2 separate regions of the Homo sapiens genome follow, and region 2 is linked to region 1. Evidence: read pairs that join two places in POLR2A ChIA-PET (ENCODE). Cell type or tissue: endothelial cell of umbilical vein. All regions are shown on one strand. Each heading gives the region's core, and the rest is flanking DNA. Links, peaks and the distances in the headings are about the cores only. Region 1 overlaps PPP1R12A (protein phosphatase 1 regulatory subunit 12A). Region 2 overlaps PAWR (pro-apoptotic WT1 regulator).

Evidence for each region. ChIA-PET counts read pairs that join two places held together with the same protein. Peaks named below come from ENCODE experiments on the same cell type or tissue, not always from the same donor. Only the 100,000 strongest peaks of a DNase experiment are listed, where the experiment ranks them.
Region 2: POLR2A ChIA-PET joins it to region 1 with 6 read pairs; 4 of 35 experiments call an interaction of 5 or more read pairs at or near these places.

Annotation. Positions count from the first base shown.
Region 1 is chr12:79,869,471-79,877,812 of GRCh38, forward strand. It overlaps PPP1R12A (protein phosphatase 1 regulatory subunit 12A), which reads right to left. Exons shown (of 25, transcript NM_002480.3): 2 at 3,338-3,468. Among named protein-coding and RNA genes, the nearest start is that of PPP1R12A, 61 kb to the right of the region's middle. RefSeq lists enhancers at 5,071-5,608, 5,609-6,145. In endothelial cell of umbilical vein, for the core only: no CTCF peak of the experiment used is centred there; no DNase peak of the experiment used is centred there.
Region 2 is chr12:79,680,810-79,689,151 of GRCh38, forward strand. The region is part of intron 2 of PAWR (pro-apoptotic WT1 regulator); the gene reads right to left. Among named protein-coding and RNA genes, the nearest start is that of PPP1R12A-AS2, 5.1 kb to the right of the region's middle. In endothelial cell of umbilical vein, for the core only: no CTCF peak of the experiment used is centred there; DNase peaks (open chromatin) are centred at 4,482 and 7,282; H3K4me3 peaks cover 1,700 bases; H3K27ac peaks cover 2,829 bases.

The DNA.
Region 1 (8,342 bases), core at 211-8,210:
GTTAGAGATGATGATGAATTTGCCAAGAACATCAGAAACTCTTCCTGGAAGAAATGACCCTTATACAAACTGCATCTTGAGAGTCTGGTAGAAGCTGCTCAAGTAATGCAACAGCAGGCAAATAAACTATTACGAAGAAAGGCACACTGATGTAAACCAGTAGGGAATGTTGGGGAACTAAAAGTAGTCCAGTATTGACAGAGTGAAAAATGTGAAGTGGAATGCAATATGAGAAAAAAGACTTAGGAAGAAACTAGATCTTTCCAATTTTATAAATAATCTTAAATTACTGAGACTAAGTAGATTGGTCAAGCACACAAAGCTAGTGAATGGCAGAACTAGGATTTGCAACAAATTTAACTCCAAAATACTTCAGTTACCACAGTGACCATATGCCCCAGTTTCTTACCCCCTGGGTTATAACTATTGTCTCTATTATTATTATTATTATTATTATTATTATTATAAGTGCTTTCTTTCATGCCTATAAAACACTGATCTGTGGACTATCTTCACCCTATCAATTAGGCCACCAGACTATTATTTTTCTATACCCAAGAAAACTAGGGTTTCATTAATTTCACTTAATCATTAGTGAAATTAACTGCTGAAAGAGGTGTTTTTAATGTATTTTTTTCTTTTTTTGAAACAAGGTTTCACTCTTGTCACCTAGGCTTAAGTGCAATGGTGCTATCTCAGCTCACTGCAACCTCTGCCTCCCAGGCTCAAGCAATTCTCCTGCCTTAGCCTCCAGAAATTCTCCTGCCTTAGCCTCCAGAGTAGCTGGGACACATCATTGTAACTGGCTAATTTTTTTGTATGTTTTGCAGACATGGGGTTTTGTCATGTTGCCCAGGCTGGTCTCGAACTCCTGAGCTCAAGCAAGGCCTCCCAAACTGCTGGGATTACAGGCATGAGCCACCATGCCCAACCTGCTAAAAGAGATTATGCTGATAAAAATGAGCATTCGGAAGGATTTTGGGCTATCATCACCTTAACAAATCATCCAGTATATGCTAGAGTTAAACTGCCTTTTATAAAAACAGTCATTATTTTAAAAAAGAATCTTGTGGCAGAAAGAATAAAAAGGAAAACTTATTCTTCTAATTTTAATCTGGTTCAAGGAAACTCCATAGTTTATAGCACAGTCATAAATTCAAACTAATTAGATTAGCAACTATAGTCAACCTTGGCCAAAAAAGGTCACTTTTGTTTGCACAAGTCCTGTAAAGCATATATTCCATATCCCACCCTCCAAAAACTGAAAATAGTCACCCTACTGATAACATTAGCAACTGCAACAAACTGCTTACCCTTCCTCATACTTCTTATATACTAGCATGTAAAAGCTGAATATGCCAAGATATTTACTTTTCCTAGCTACAACATGGACAAATGACCAAGACCAGGCCAAAAGAAGTCCCATTATGGGATGTCTTCAGCAACTGGAGGGCTCTCTGGGAAAGGTTTTCCTCTTTGATGTACACAGAATACAGGGAGGATATTTTCTACTTGCAATCCATTTTTTTTTTATTTGCTTTTGGATGTGGATATGTAAAACACAATTCTAGAGTTGTGGCAATCATCTTGTAACCAAGAGGGGAGAAGGCTAAGAATAAAGTCCATTTTTGGGAAATTCAGAAGAAAAAACTGAAAGATTCCAGGTCCTTGCTGACATCACTGAGTGGCTTAATAAGCCTAAATGTCCTTCCTCTAAATGATATTTTATCCTGTATAACAAGTACCATTATTCTTTAGGTCATTTTAAATTGGGTATTCTATCACTTGCAGCTAAAAGCATTCCAACTGACACAATAGGTCTGTGACCCAATCAAGTCTATGCAAAGAAATTATTCAAGACAATTAATATTGTCTTTTCAAACTCAGAAACATGAATACAAAAAGGAAACATAAGAATTAAACATCTGAAGAAAGAGGTTGAGTTTTAATTTTCCCAGTGTAGATACAAAAGGTAATGGTCAAAAGTTAATATGTACTATTTCCTATGAGCCAGGTCCTACGTTTGATGAATTACTGCAGTTAATCATCACAACAAACCTAGGAAATACTACTTTATAGAAGAGAAAACCAAAGCCTAGAAAAGTTAAACAACTTGCCAAGGTTATACTCCTTGATAGTGACTGAGGAGGCATTCATATTCCATATCAATTAACTCCAGAGCCTAATCATTAAGTGTAGTTAAAGATAAATGCACAATTATCTGGGTTTTTTTTTCTATGAAGAGATCTAAGTCTTCTGTTGAGCAGGAAAAGTCCAAAAAGGAAGTAAAGAACTCGAGATTGAGCGGGAAAAGTACAAAAAGGAAGTAAAGAACTTGAGAATCACAATTGTTAGGTTTGAACAACCACTGCTGTTTTGCAACGGGAAAAAGACTTCCTCAGTTTATATACAAAGAAATCATGGCTCAGAAAGAGGAAACAAATTATGGAAAGATGTCGTATAGTTAGTGGCAGAGTCAGTAATAAAATTCGGGTAATTCAGACCTTATCGTTCCCAGGCCGGAGCACTTTTCATTTCACCATACAGTTTCTGCCTTGAAATTGAGATATTGTATCTCCAGCACAAATGGGGAAAAAAAGCAAAATGTAGACAAAAAACTATGAAGGCTTACTAAGATATTTACAGAGTAGAATTCCCATATTCAATATTTATTCATTGATAAGCTTTCATATATGAGCAGAGAGACAACAAAACTGTTTACTGTGTGGATAGATAGTAATAAGAAAAATAATTTAATGAAAAAATTATTTTTCAAGATATCTATACTTCCACTGTTAAATGCTTTAAAAAATCAGATGTTCTTAGTGTGTACCCACACATTAAAGGTAGTAGAGAATACAATGACTATTTCTCATTGAATTTTCTAAAAAATGTATTTTTTAAAAAAGACAATCTTCAGAAAAACTAAGTAAACAGGCTCACTGGAGAACTATGTATCATATTCTCCCTATAGCAATGTAACCCAGTTGCCAAATTTATGATTATAAAGGAATGAGTTAGACTGCTAAGTATTAACCCTCAATCATTTGAAAATGCTCTAGCTGTACTCAAAAGAAAAAAGATGGAGACAGAGAATGTGTACAATTACTAATGTTAATACGAAGTACCAAAGGCCAAAGAGGGTGGGGAGACAAAAAGAAGATCTGATTCTGAGAATATATGGATTCCCAATAACCACTTATTTTCTTTCTTGGAAAGAATAATTTTCATGAATTAAAGTAATATAAGAGTTCACTCATTTATCTTTATCACTTCAATAAACATTCAGGTCTGTCAAACAGTATTAGAATAAAATGAAAACACAGAACTGGCTTACTCTGCAATATCAAGATATCCACAGGAAGCTGCTGCATGTAGTGGTATCCAGCCTTCATTATCAGGTTGATTAATATTTGCTCCATTTTCTACCAGAAACTTCACCATATCAACATTGTCATCAATGCAAGCCTAAAAACAAAACAGAAAGCAAGATTGGAAAAAATACGAATTAACACTCCAAATAATACATCAATAGAATAAAATTCCTACTTTGTAGCTTTTATAATATAAATATTCTCTGTAAATAAATCTGCTGCTATCTTGACTATACTCCATCAAACATGCTAATGACACTAAATTGTTAAGGGTCCTTGCTTAGGTACACATACAACAGTAGTGTATGTGCCTAGACTCTTTATGGCAACCCAATCTGGATAACAAGTACCTATTAAAATGAAGACATTATAATTAAGTACTAACAATAGTCTCTATAGCAGTGGTTCCCAAAAATGTTGTCTGCTGGGGGAAGGGGGAGTAGATTCCTTTAGGGAGTTGATTAGGGCAAAACTGTTTTCAAGAAAAAACTAAGATGTCATTTCCCTTTTTTACTTTGTTGACATGTACACGTGATGGTATAAAAGTACCAGCTGTAAAACTGCATGTGTTTTAGCACAAATAATGGCAGTGGCCAAAAAAACCCCACCTCTATTAACAGTCACTGTTTCAACCACTTTGTACTCATAATTTAAAAAAAAAAAAAAAAAAACATTGCTAAGCACAGTGGCTCATGCTTGTAATCCCATCTACTTGAGAGGCTGAGGCAGGAGGATCGCTTGAGTTTGAGTTCAAGGCTGCAATGAACTATGATCACACCACTGCACTCCAACCTGGGCAACAGAGTGAGACCCTGTCTCCAAAAAAAGTGGTGGTTAGGGGGCAGCAATTTTCACTCATATATGTCTTTGACAAAGCGGTACATATTAAATCTTGGCCCTTGTATACAGGTCTTTTTTATATTCTCTGGAACAAGATGGGAAGTGTATGTTAAAGCACCTCTTCCAAGTATGATGGTTGTCTTGATGAAAAGCACTTGTGACATTGAGATGCAAGCTGACTTAGCCACTTTTCCATGCAACATTATGTCTACTTAAATGACAAACTACAGTTAGTCTAACTTTGATTTTTGGGAGATCTTTTCTTGCAAATGAACAAAATGAGTCTGTCACTTCAAGAAAAGCAATTAACGCCAGGCGCGGTGGCTCACGCCTGTAATCCCAGCACTTTGGGAGGCCGAGGCGGGCAGATCACCTGAGGTCAGGAGTTCGAGACCATCCTGGCCAACATGGTGAAACCCCTTCTCTATTAAAAGTACAAAAATTAGCCAGGCATGGTGGAGCACGCCTAGTCCCAGCTACTCGGGAGGCTGAGGCAGGAGAATTGCCTGAACCCAGGAGGCAGACGTTGCAGTGAGCCAAGATTGCACCATTGCCCTCCAGCATGGGCAACAGAGCAAGACTCCGTCTCCAAAAAAAAAAAAAAGAAAAGCAATTAACAGTATATTTGTTGCCAATGATAAACTTTCAAGAAAAAATGAATTAGTTATTTTAATTAAAAAATGTTATTTGGTAACATGGGTAAATCGCTATTATTTTTAAATAGTGTTTTAAATCCTCAGTTTTAAACTCTAAGACTGTAAATATTAATACATACAACCAAGAAAAAATGAATTAGTTATTTTAATTAAAAAATGTCATTTGGTAACAGGGGTAAATCATTGTTATTTTTAAATGAATTAATTGTATTTTAAATCCCTGGTTTTAAACTCTAAGACTATAAATATTAATACATATAACCTGCAGAAACAAAAGCTCATTGGAATCTTCAGTAATTCTTAAGAATATAAAGAAGTCCTAAAATAAAAAAAAAATTTGAGAACTACAGCCCTAAAGTAAATAAGAAGGGAACTTTTATCAAATGCTTGCTTTGTGCCAGGTAGTATGAAAGGTGCTTTATCTATGATTTACATACATTATTCTCACAAAAACCCACTCCAAGGTACTCATTGTTCCCCACAATTGTTCCTAAAATCACTCTGTTCCAGCCACAATAGGGACCTTACTATTCCTTGACCAGATACCTCAGAGCCTTTGTTCTTGCAGTTCTCACTGTCAGGAATGCTCTGCCCCCAGATCTAAGCATGCTGATTCCTTCTCATTAAACAAATCTCAATGCAGATGTTTCTTCTTCAGGAAGGCCCTCCTAGTCATCCTTTTCAAGTAATTCCTAGTACTCTATCACATTATCAATAATATCAATAGCCACAATTTTCTTATTTATACCTATGTTCTACCTCTACTAGATTGTAAACTCCATAATTTTCAGATTAGGGATATATCTGTATGTGAATATAAGTACTTTATACCTGTCCTATGAGATAGGTTGTATTCATAAACACACTCCATTTACCCTGGGGAGGCTTTCTGGAATTGGCACTATTCATAATCATCATCATATTGTCCCTCCTGAGATGCAATCCCCATGTATTACCAGGACCCCTGCCCAAGAATGTAAAGTCTGTGCCATGTATTTGACTTGGGGGATTGGGAAGGTGGGATGAAATCCACTCAAGGAGCCTTTAACTTGGTGAAAGGTTTTTTCCGTCCTAATTCACACAAAGCCACTATTTGCCCAGAGGGCAAGTGGCCTCTTTTTTTCTAATGTGGGTAAAACCCAGTAAATGAACTAATTAGCTCCTATTTCCTATCTATGATAAACAACTAATACACAACTAGGAGTATGTGGGCTGATGACTATTATCTCTGTACTCTAAAAGTGTTTCTAATAAACTGATCAGTAGACATATTAATTTACACACTGTCATCTTTGGTTTATTGCCAAAAGATCTTTGTTGGAAAATTCATGTGCTACCCATTTAAATGTATAAAAAGCCCAAGTTTATTAAGAATCCGGAAGGATATTTGAAGTAGCTGTTGAAAGTAATAAAAATTGATGTGCCATTTAAAAAGTGGTTCTAATACATTTTGCTACACATAGACCATTACCTTTATCTACCCATCCCCTTAAAAGAGGCTTAAACACCAAGACAGTACTTAACCACCAAAGGAAGTTCCTGTTTGTTCATATTTGGGAAAAAAAACTATTTTCTAGGACTGAAAACACATCAACAACAACAAAAAAGGATATTAATGTCAGACTGTAACTCTTGGAGAAAACAAAAGAGCTTCTTAAATGCCACTTCAACCTAAGAAAGAGCAGTTTGGGGCTGGCTGATGAGAGATAATGGATCAGCATTATACACAAGCAATGCATAAATAAGATATGACTGTATCCACATTTCATAAATGAAGTCTTTGCTCAACTCTCACCTTTTTGGTATTGCCTTTCTTGGACAGCATACTAAAATTACAACCCCCTCCCTACCATTTTATATCCTGAGTATCTACTTTATTTTTCTCCATACCGTTTATTACAACATACTATATATACTTTGCTTACTTATTTACCATCTGTTTACCCACTCCCAGAATGAGCGTTTACTGAGAGCAGGAATTCTGCTGCATCCTCAATACCATGCACAGTTCTTGACATGCAGAATTCGGCTGCTTCCACAATACCTTGAGTTCTTGGGCTCAATAAATGAATTAATGAATGTAGGAGGAAGCTAAGATTCAAAGAGATTAAGTAGCTTGAATAAGTCACACAGACAGGAAATGATAGGGCTGGGAATCTCACAGAGATGCTCAGGTTCCAGAAACTAAGCTTTTTCTACACTTAACACACTGCTTTCCACAGATGTTCCTAGTTTATCAACACATTTCTCACCTGCAACAGGATATCACGCATTCTAGGGGCTAAGTATTACTTGTATACATGAAATAAATTTTCCTTAACTACCATAGAAACAAAAGAAATGCTTTTAGCAGCATTTCCCTAAGGAAGAAAATGACAAAGTTTCTATCAAGAAAAGCACTATACAGTGTACCCAAAAAGTTTTAAAGCGGGAGGCTGAGGCAGGTGGATCATGAGATCAGCAGATCAAGACCATCCTGGGAAACATGGTGAAACCCTGTCTCTACTAAAAATACAAAAAACTAGCCACGCATGGTGGCACACACCTGTAGTCCCAGCTACTCGGGAGACTGAGACAGGAGAACCGCTTGACCCCGGGAGGCAGAGGTTGCAATGAGCCGAGATCATGCCACTGCACTCCAGCCTGGGCAACAGAGCAAGACTCCATCTCAGAAAAAAAAAGGGTAAAAGCATTGAGAGGGAATCACAGCTTTTGGTTTTAGGTTCTAGTTCTGGCTCTGCCACAAATTTTGTGGCTGTGAACAAGTAATTTAATCTTTTTGGACGTTGGTGTCTTTATATTTCAAGTGGAGGGAAGAAGTGTGAGGGGGTATTTATCATAAAAATTCCCTACCATATTTAAAATTATTATGTATCTTCCCTCTAGAACAAGTTATAAGCAAGCTGACGGCAGTTTTCCAAAGTGCCTAGAACATATCTTACATATAACAGATGATAAAAGAATACATAGGCAACGTTGATACAGATATTGCTCAAGAAAACTATTTTTCACAGGGCAGTGGTTAAAAGAAAGAGGTTTGAGAATCACAGCTATTTAATGACGAAGAAACATAAAAAGTGTATTGTATTAGAAAGTAGTTTATAGAATGCTGAGATAAGAGAGTGACTTACTGTGACTTGCATAATCATTCACTTTCCTTGAGAAATCATACTGATTAAATTCTTTCTCTTTTCAGACAGAGTCTTGCTCTGTCGCCCACACTGGAGTGCAGCAGCACAATCTCGGCTCAATGCAACCTCCGCCTCCCGGGTTCAACCGATCCTCTTGCATCAGCCTCCTAGGTAGCTGGAACTACAGGTGTGTGCCACCATGCCTGGCTAATTCTTGTATTTTTAGTAGAAATGGGGTTTCAACATGCTGGCCCGGCTGGTCTCAAACTCCTGACCTCAAGTGATCCACTCACCTTGGCTTCTCAAAGTGCTGGGATCACAGGTGTGAGCCACCACACCCG
Region 2 (8,342 bases), core at 6-8,005, 190 kb before region 1:
CACAATATATGAAAAGAAAAAAATAGACCAGGTGGAGTGGCTCACACCTGTAATCCCAACAACACTTTGAGAGGCCAAGGTGAGAGAAGCATTTGCGTGTAGGAGTTCAAGACCAGCAACATACTGAGACCCCATCTCTACAAACAAATTAAAAAATTAGCCCAATGTGGTGGTGCAAGCCTGCAGTCCCAGCTACTCAGGAGGCTCACGTGGGAGGATCTCTTGAACTCAGGAGGTTGAGTCTGCAGTGAGCCATGATCGTGCCACTGCACTGAGCCTGGGTGACAGAGATCCTGTCTCAGAAAAAAGGAGAAGAAGGGAGGGGAGGGGAGGGGTGGGGAGGGGAGGGGAGGGGAGGAAAGGAAAGGAAAGGGCTATTTATCTAAGACTATTTATGGGCTAATCAAAAAGCCACATAATAAGGCAGATAAGCAGTAAGGTCCTTTCCCAATGAAGTAATGGTTAAGTATTTTAATATCAAACAGCACAAAACACATGCATCCAACTGGACATGGTGGCTCATGCCTGTACTCTCAGCTGCTTGGTAGGCTGAGGCAAGAGGATCACTTGAGCCCAGGAGTTTGAGGCTGAGTCATCACACCATAGTACTGCAGCCTGGGGAACAAGCAAGATCCCTGTCTCTAAAAAACATACAACAAAAGATACATACACATCCACCCCTATTTTTGAAGTTATAGAATAACATCATAAAAATACTCATGATGAGTGGTTAAGTATACACACAAATCAATAGTGTGGTTCCATTTCTCAAGTAGATTCAAAAAAATAAGAATAGAAACACAAATATTAATATGTATAAGATAACAGGTTTTTCTACCTTTCCTTGGATTTATTTCCATGAGAGAACTACAGTGAACACACTGCCTTTTTTTTAACACATTACTTCTACTAGCAGAAAAAAATTAGGATTACATAAATTTGATTTGCATCAACTTTTGCTTACATTATAGGATATGGAGAAGTCTTTCAAGAATTTGAAACCTAAAAGTAACTTCTTTGATTATTTCAGCTAATACAATCGTACTTTTTATTCCTATTCCTCAAGCACCATCTTCTGAATGTTAACTCTGTTCTGAGATTTACATTCTTTTTAAATACTACTAAAAATATTCTGGAAAAAACTCCAAAATAATAGAAAATCAATTGATACTTTATGTAACCTGCAAATTCTAAAATATTAAGTAGTTTGCTTACATGACCATAGATAAGCTTAGTCTGAAAGATGTCTTTTTAAGTTAATTTCATCTGTTTCAGTTCTGTATTTCAAACTGTATATTATTATGTTTATTTATCCTATTCTCTTAGTCCCCCTAGAGTTTTGTTTTGTTTGAGTTTTTCTGAGCCAGGGTCTCACTTTGTCACCCAGGCTGTAGTGCAGTTGAGCAGTCACGGCTCACTGCAGGCTCGACCTCCTGGGCTCAATTGATTCTCCCACCTTAGCTTCTCAAAGTGGTAGCATTAGAGGTGTGAGCTATGGCACCTGGCCCCACAGAATTTATTATGAAGAGCCTGAAAACAAAGTTTCAGCTGCCACAGAATTGTAATCCACAATATAAATTCTCTCCTATCTGTTCACTTCAGCAAAACCTAACAAAATATTAATTTTCAGAATACAACTGCCCTATTTCTTCAACTACTTAAAATAAATGAGACTATCATTGAAAAATACACTGTGACCCACAAAATTTTGCTGGACAAAATCTCCAAAAACTATCACAGAATAAACATTTTACTAGTCAACTGACATGCTAAGATTTGAACTTGCTGGAGCTCTTTTTACCTTTGAAGTGTGTGATTTTGCTGCTTTTAGAATTTAAATATTCCTACAATGTCGTTCAGCCATGGTGCCCTGTGTATTTTTACATAGCCTAAGGAGAATGTAACAGGTGGCTGAGGCTCAATTCTATACATGTAGGTATATGGCTATAACACATTTGCCTAAGATCTAAACAGAAAGTTGACTCAGCAGTTAACCAAATATGTTCAAAATCAATTGCCAGTCAAGGATGCCTATAGGTCTAACATGTAAGATTTGTAATCAATGGGAAAAATGTTTGCACTTGATAGTAGTTTGATAAGATGGCAAACACAATGCTTTAAAAGTTTGAGTTGCTAATTATCAAATACATTTATAAACACAAGTATATGCTTTCACTTAAAGATATGTAAAAATTAAAAATGAGTGAAAGTAAAGTTCTAATTACGCATTAACTATTTGAGGTGTTTCTGTAGTCTAGACTTGTCTAAATTCTGGAAAAGAGGCAAAGCAGACAGAGCATTTTGCACTAAGTATGTGACATTACATAAATGTTTAAAGTACTTTGAATTTCCAAGTAGCTCAACCTGTCTGTTAAAATATGCACAGTTTTAAATTGGAAGAAAAAAATGAAAATGTTTAACAACCTCATAGGAAATTAACCTATACAGTAACTACAATTTCTGATTTGGGCATTTTTATAACATTTTCACAAACATCATTTTATTTAATTCATGTAACAATCCTGTTAGATAACCAGCATTCATTTCATTTGACGGATCAGTAAACTAGTACAGGGTATTTAAGTTAGTTCTTCCCAAACTTTAGTGTGTACCAAAATCACTCAAGTTAAAATGCAGACTCTCAGATAACATCCCTAACCCAGACTGGGGTGGATTCCAGAAATCTGATTTTAAATAAATGGCAAAAGTGATACTGGTAGAGATGGTCCCCCCAGAAACATCTTTTAGGACACTGATTCTAGTACTGTAACTAAAGTGGTAAGCAGTGGAAACTCCTTTTTTTTTTTTTTTTAACTCTGAATCAATGTTCCCAAATGTTTAGATGACAGAGCTTTGCAGATCTCCATGAAAGATATGTAAAAGTTTTATTAAGGTGAAAGTATTACACTCAGTTAAATTGTTAGGTTTTTGCAAAAGTAATCCAACTATTAGGCTGGTGCCATTACTTTCAATGGCAAAAACTGTGATTACTTTTGCACAAACCTAATAAATACCTATTATACTAAACTCCACTGCAAACAAATGGTAGTAGGTGCCCAAGTTTTAAGAAACTTAAAATTGAGGAGATCCTACCATAATTTCATTTTCTCTGTAAAGTGGGAAAGGCTGATATTAAATTATTTTAAGTTAATGGCTTCTCATAATTTGAATACCATATCACTTTACTGAAAGGAAAGCTAAAATTTAGGGACCAGAGGTTCTAAGAACATAATGAAAAATAAAGATGAAAATATAAAAGCACTTAAGAGCACACCGTGTGAATACTAAAAAACCACTGAACTGTACACTTTAAAAGGGTAAATTTTATTGTATGTGAATTATATCTCAATTTTTAAAAAAGGAAAAAAAGCACAGAGAAAATGTCAAACCCTAATATTTGCCAATAATTTTATACTTATAAAACATTATATCAACCTTGCTATTAAATGGCATAATTATTTTCTGGCACACATCATAGGTGCTAAAAAAAAAATGCAGAAATAATAAATAGCATAGATAGGCTTGGTACGGTAGCTCCCACCTGTAATCCAAGCACTTTGGGAGGCTGAGGCGGGTAGATCACTTGAGGCTGGAAGTTTGAGAGCAGCCTGGCCAACATGGCGAAACACCATCTCTACTAAAAATACAAAAATTAGCCAGGCATGGTGGTGCACACCTGCAGTCCCAGCTACTTGGGAGACTGACGCAGGAGAATTGCTTGAACCCGGGAGGTGGAGGCTGCAGTGAGCTGAGATCACACCACATGCCACTGTACTCCAGCCTGGGCAACAGAGCAAGACTCCACCTCAAAAAAAAAAGAAAGAAAGAAAAAAACAAAGAAAATAGTATAAACAGGCCACTAGCTTGATAATGATTTTAAATAAGAATTTTAATGCCAGTGTTTATATATTCATTTGTTCTCAAAATTTTCCATTAAAGTCTCACTTCATCTATGTTCTATAAATAGGGCTATTTTTAAATTCCATAGTCATATACTAACAATTTAACACTAAAATATTCTTTGTATTTCTTAAACTAGGTATACAGTATGTAATACACTGAAGTGTAGTAAGATGGTTTATTACGCACAAGACTGTGAGTGCAAACTATCTCTAATCTACTTCTCACTACATGTATGACCTGAAGCAAGTAACATACCTTCTCTTCCCCATTTTCCCATAGGGCTGTGGTGAGAATTAAATGCACTAATGTATGTCAAGTGCTTAGAACAGTGCCTGGCACTTAATAAGCACACCATAAATGTCATCTACTTTAATTATGTAATTATTATTTTTATGAGAAATGACATCCCAGCTCAGACAACTCAGTACAAATCCTGATAATATTAAAATTTCAATTTACTTTACCAGTGAGCTCAAACATTTAGGAAAGCTGGGCTAATAGCCCAGGTTTTACACTAAACAGTCTCAGTGTTTACACTATATCTACCCCATTCACGAATCAAATTTTCTCCAACTCTGAGTCATTATTAGTTTCTCTCCTGACTCATCACACAGAAAGGTAGACAGTCTGGAGCATAATGGGAATAACAAAAGGCATTTCTTAATCCACCTGGATTTATAAAGTTTACTAAGTGGAACTTGTCCTATATATAATGTTCAATAAACATACTAAATAATTATGACCTAACCTGTGTTCACTTAAAAGTGCTTTCTATATGTTAAATGCTCCTTTATCTTCCCTTTCACCAACACGAGTTCAAACTATGGAGTAGGTGTCATGACCCCATCTTGATAGAAAAACAATATATCACTTAGGTAAAATCAAAGATTCACATTTTCTGACCACTAGCCAAAAATAAATTTACGTTTTGCCGAGAGCCTGGTGTTCAAAATTTTGCCACTCTATAGGTTAGAGGGTCAGAGGCAATCTCTGAGTCCACAAATTTGACCTGAAATTCTATTCAATTCCATACCTTTACTGTTTTCCTCATTCAGATGTTTAAATTACTTAAGATAATCTTTAATAAAAAGTTATGTAAAAATCTAGGGAAATATGCTGAATAATGAAAAGTAGGTTAATTTTTAAAAACTCCCCTTTCCCTAGATATATACATACACACAAAATACACAAAAATGTTTAAAATATTGCTCTATCAGTTACTTTCTATGTGATCTTGAATCATTTAAGCTCTAAGTCTTCATTTTCTCCTCTGGAAATAGTGATAAACAGTGTAACTACCACATGAGATTGCTGTGAACTTCAGTACATAAAGCACTTTAGCCAACCACTAAAGCTAAACCACTTTAGCCAACCACTATTTTAAAACAGAAGTTTTAAATACTGTATATGTTAACTTTTATACTTAAACCAAAACTTCAGTGCCACCTCTACCTATTCAAAGATTACATTTTCTATGGCACCCATCTCCATTAACCCATTCACACAACCCTACTCAATGGCAGTAACTTCACAAACCCCCTGGAAACAAGTATGTAACTGTCTAGGAAGCTTTCTTCAACTATCACTCCTCCTCCCTGGGTTAGGTACCCTGCTCAGGCACTAAGCTATACTTACTACTCTACTTTTCACATTTCCTTATATTACCTGAGAGCACCTCGTGGGCAAGGCTTATGTCCTATTCATTTCTATACCCAGACTGCAGTCCAACAGTTGTTATCACTGACTCACATTTGAATCAAATGGGGAACTTATAAAAATATTAATGCCTGGGATCCATCCCAGACCCATTCAATATTACAGGGTGGGGTGAAGGGACAAAGAGGGCACGGAATTGAATTAGCATGAGCAAACATTTTTTTAAAGATCCTAACATGCTATCAATGTGCTGCTCAAGTTAAGAACCACTGCATGTCGGTACTTAATATACTATACAAACAATTATGTATACATGTACATATGTGAGAACATATGTAAAAATATACAAGTACTGAAAAGTTTAAGACTCAGGTCAAGATTCTCATCCTCAATAGCTTCTCCCAGCCCAATCATCTCCCCCTTTTAAACACACACTATTTCCAATAAATAGTTACATGCTTCATTAAGATGGCTTTTAAACTGTTAACTCAGTACTTAAATTTTTTCATGTAATTATGCCTTATCCTTCTTCCTAGATTATAGCCTTGCTCCTTGAGAATATACACTGCCGTGTTCTTATTTTCTCCACTGCTTAAGGATAGTGTCTTTAACAGGTATGTAATACACATTTGACTGATCTGATAAACACACACAAAAATTACTGGCAAGAAGTATGCCACGTCCAAATTACCCAGTTCAGGTGAATTACTACCAAAAAATAGAAAATGTAAAAATTTAGAAAAAAGGATATTTTTCTTAAAACTCTTAGTAAATTTTATCTCATTAAAGAAGCTCTGGATAGATCGACTTCAGCCATCACATGCAGTAACCACCCAGTTTCCTACCTCCCAAATAGCTAGTTTCGGTTTTTGACCTGGTTCCTTGCCTATAACTATCTTCTAGTCAATTCTGGTATCTTTAGCTGCTGTCAGATACCTTTATAACAGTATTATATATACACTCTATAACTAGTAAAGTGAGGTAATGAAAGTCACAATAAATGTATCACACAGATGTTTCATAAGTACTTCCTTGAAGGAACTTAATGTTTATCCACCATTAAAACCAGATCTCTACATATGAACTACATGTTAATCTACTAATACAGACTTGGTTGGGAATCATGTCTGAAAATAAGAGTCTTACTCGACATTAGATAAAATAAAGTCTACTTTTGAATATAAAGAGATTGGTCATTTTCATCTTTTTACTTATTTTCATACCCGAAAAATTTGCAAAATATGTATGACTTTTTAAAACAGGGGTGCTAAATTAAATATTACACAAGAAACTCCACAGCAACTGGTATTCTCAATGTTGAAACTACCAGGAGAAATGGCACAATTCTAAAAAAGCAACAATATAAACACATGAAAATGGCTCAGCTTTAAAGTTTTGCATCATATATTTTACCACTATTAAAATAATCTGAAATACATAAGTTGTTTTGAAAAATAAGAAAATATGAGGAGGAGGCGCTCAAGAAGTATGTCTGTTAATTAGATACTGTAGTGAAGCATTACTGTTTTGTTGGGTCCTGCAGCTTGAAACGGACAGAGACATAGTTACCACTAAAAGAAAGCAGTCCTCAATTCCCTATTCAATAAAAAGGTTCAAACTCTACAGACAAAAAAAAAGGTACCCTTGGTTTGTTTGTTTTCAGGGAAGATTAAATTTAGGAGTTGCCAACACCCAAACGAAAAACATTCCAGAGTATTAGACTCCATTGTAGTGGGAAGTCATCTACATTCTCAGCACTATGTTCTCTTACTCAAAGCAGGGGTATTAACAAAAGATGTTTCTTAGGATCTCACAAGATACACTCTACTTACTTCCCCCAGTAAACATTACCCTTGTTTAAAAAAAAAAAAAGTACTTGAAAAATAATTTTAGCACATGCAGCCAGAAAAAAAGTGAAGTTTAACATCTGCCAAGATATTTCCCAAAATAAGACCGCTGTCAGATGAACAATGAGGAAAAGATTGAAAATGACAAATTCTTTTATTTGGATCATCAGCTACTTTTAAAAATCAAGTTGAGGAATGTAGCTTTTCCAAAGCCTTGTCTTCAATTTCCCCTTAATCTTCATATTTTTAACTAAAAAAAAAAAAAAAAAAAACACCTAGAAATTTGATTACCACTCTTACGAATTCCTTCTAAAGCAATTTAATGAATAACAGATCTTTTGTGCAAGTAGCAAACCGCAGAGGACAGTTTTGCTGGCTGATAAAAATCTCTGAAACGCTCATATAAATACGTCCTACAAAGACACACTATGATTTAACAGGTATGGAAATCATAATACTAAAAATTTAGGTATATTTAATATACACCCTAACTTATTGCAAATGCTTCTACTTAAACCACAATTAAAGTTGAGTAAAATTAGAAAGCCAGGAGAAGAAAAAGTGAAAGCTAAACAGTCAATGAGAAAAAGATGCAACTATTTTAGGTGAAACAAGGTAGTTGAACCACTTCCTCAAATCCATGAGCTACTATCAAAGTAATCAAAACTTGTTTGAGATTGTTTTGTCTTGTTTCTGGTAGAGGGAGGTGTGATTATACACTTAGTAAAAATGTTTTACCAGTCACTCTAATGGAAGATGCTGCTACCTGTAACGTTTCGAAAATGCTCCAAACTGCAAACAACCCAAAACAAACAAAAACCCTACCACATGTTTTTCAGACACAGTACTCAAAAAGAGATCGTCTTAGCGAACAGAATTGTGGGTTACTAAATCATCCCTATTGTCCTAAGTATCACTCAGAAAAACACTGTGTGT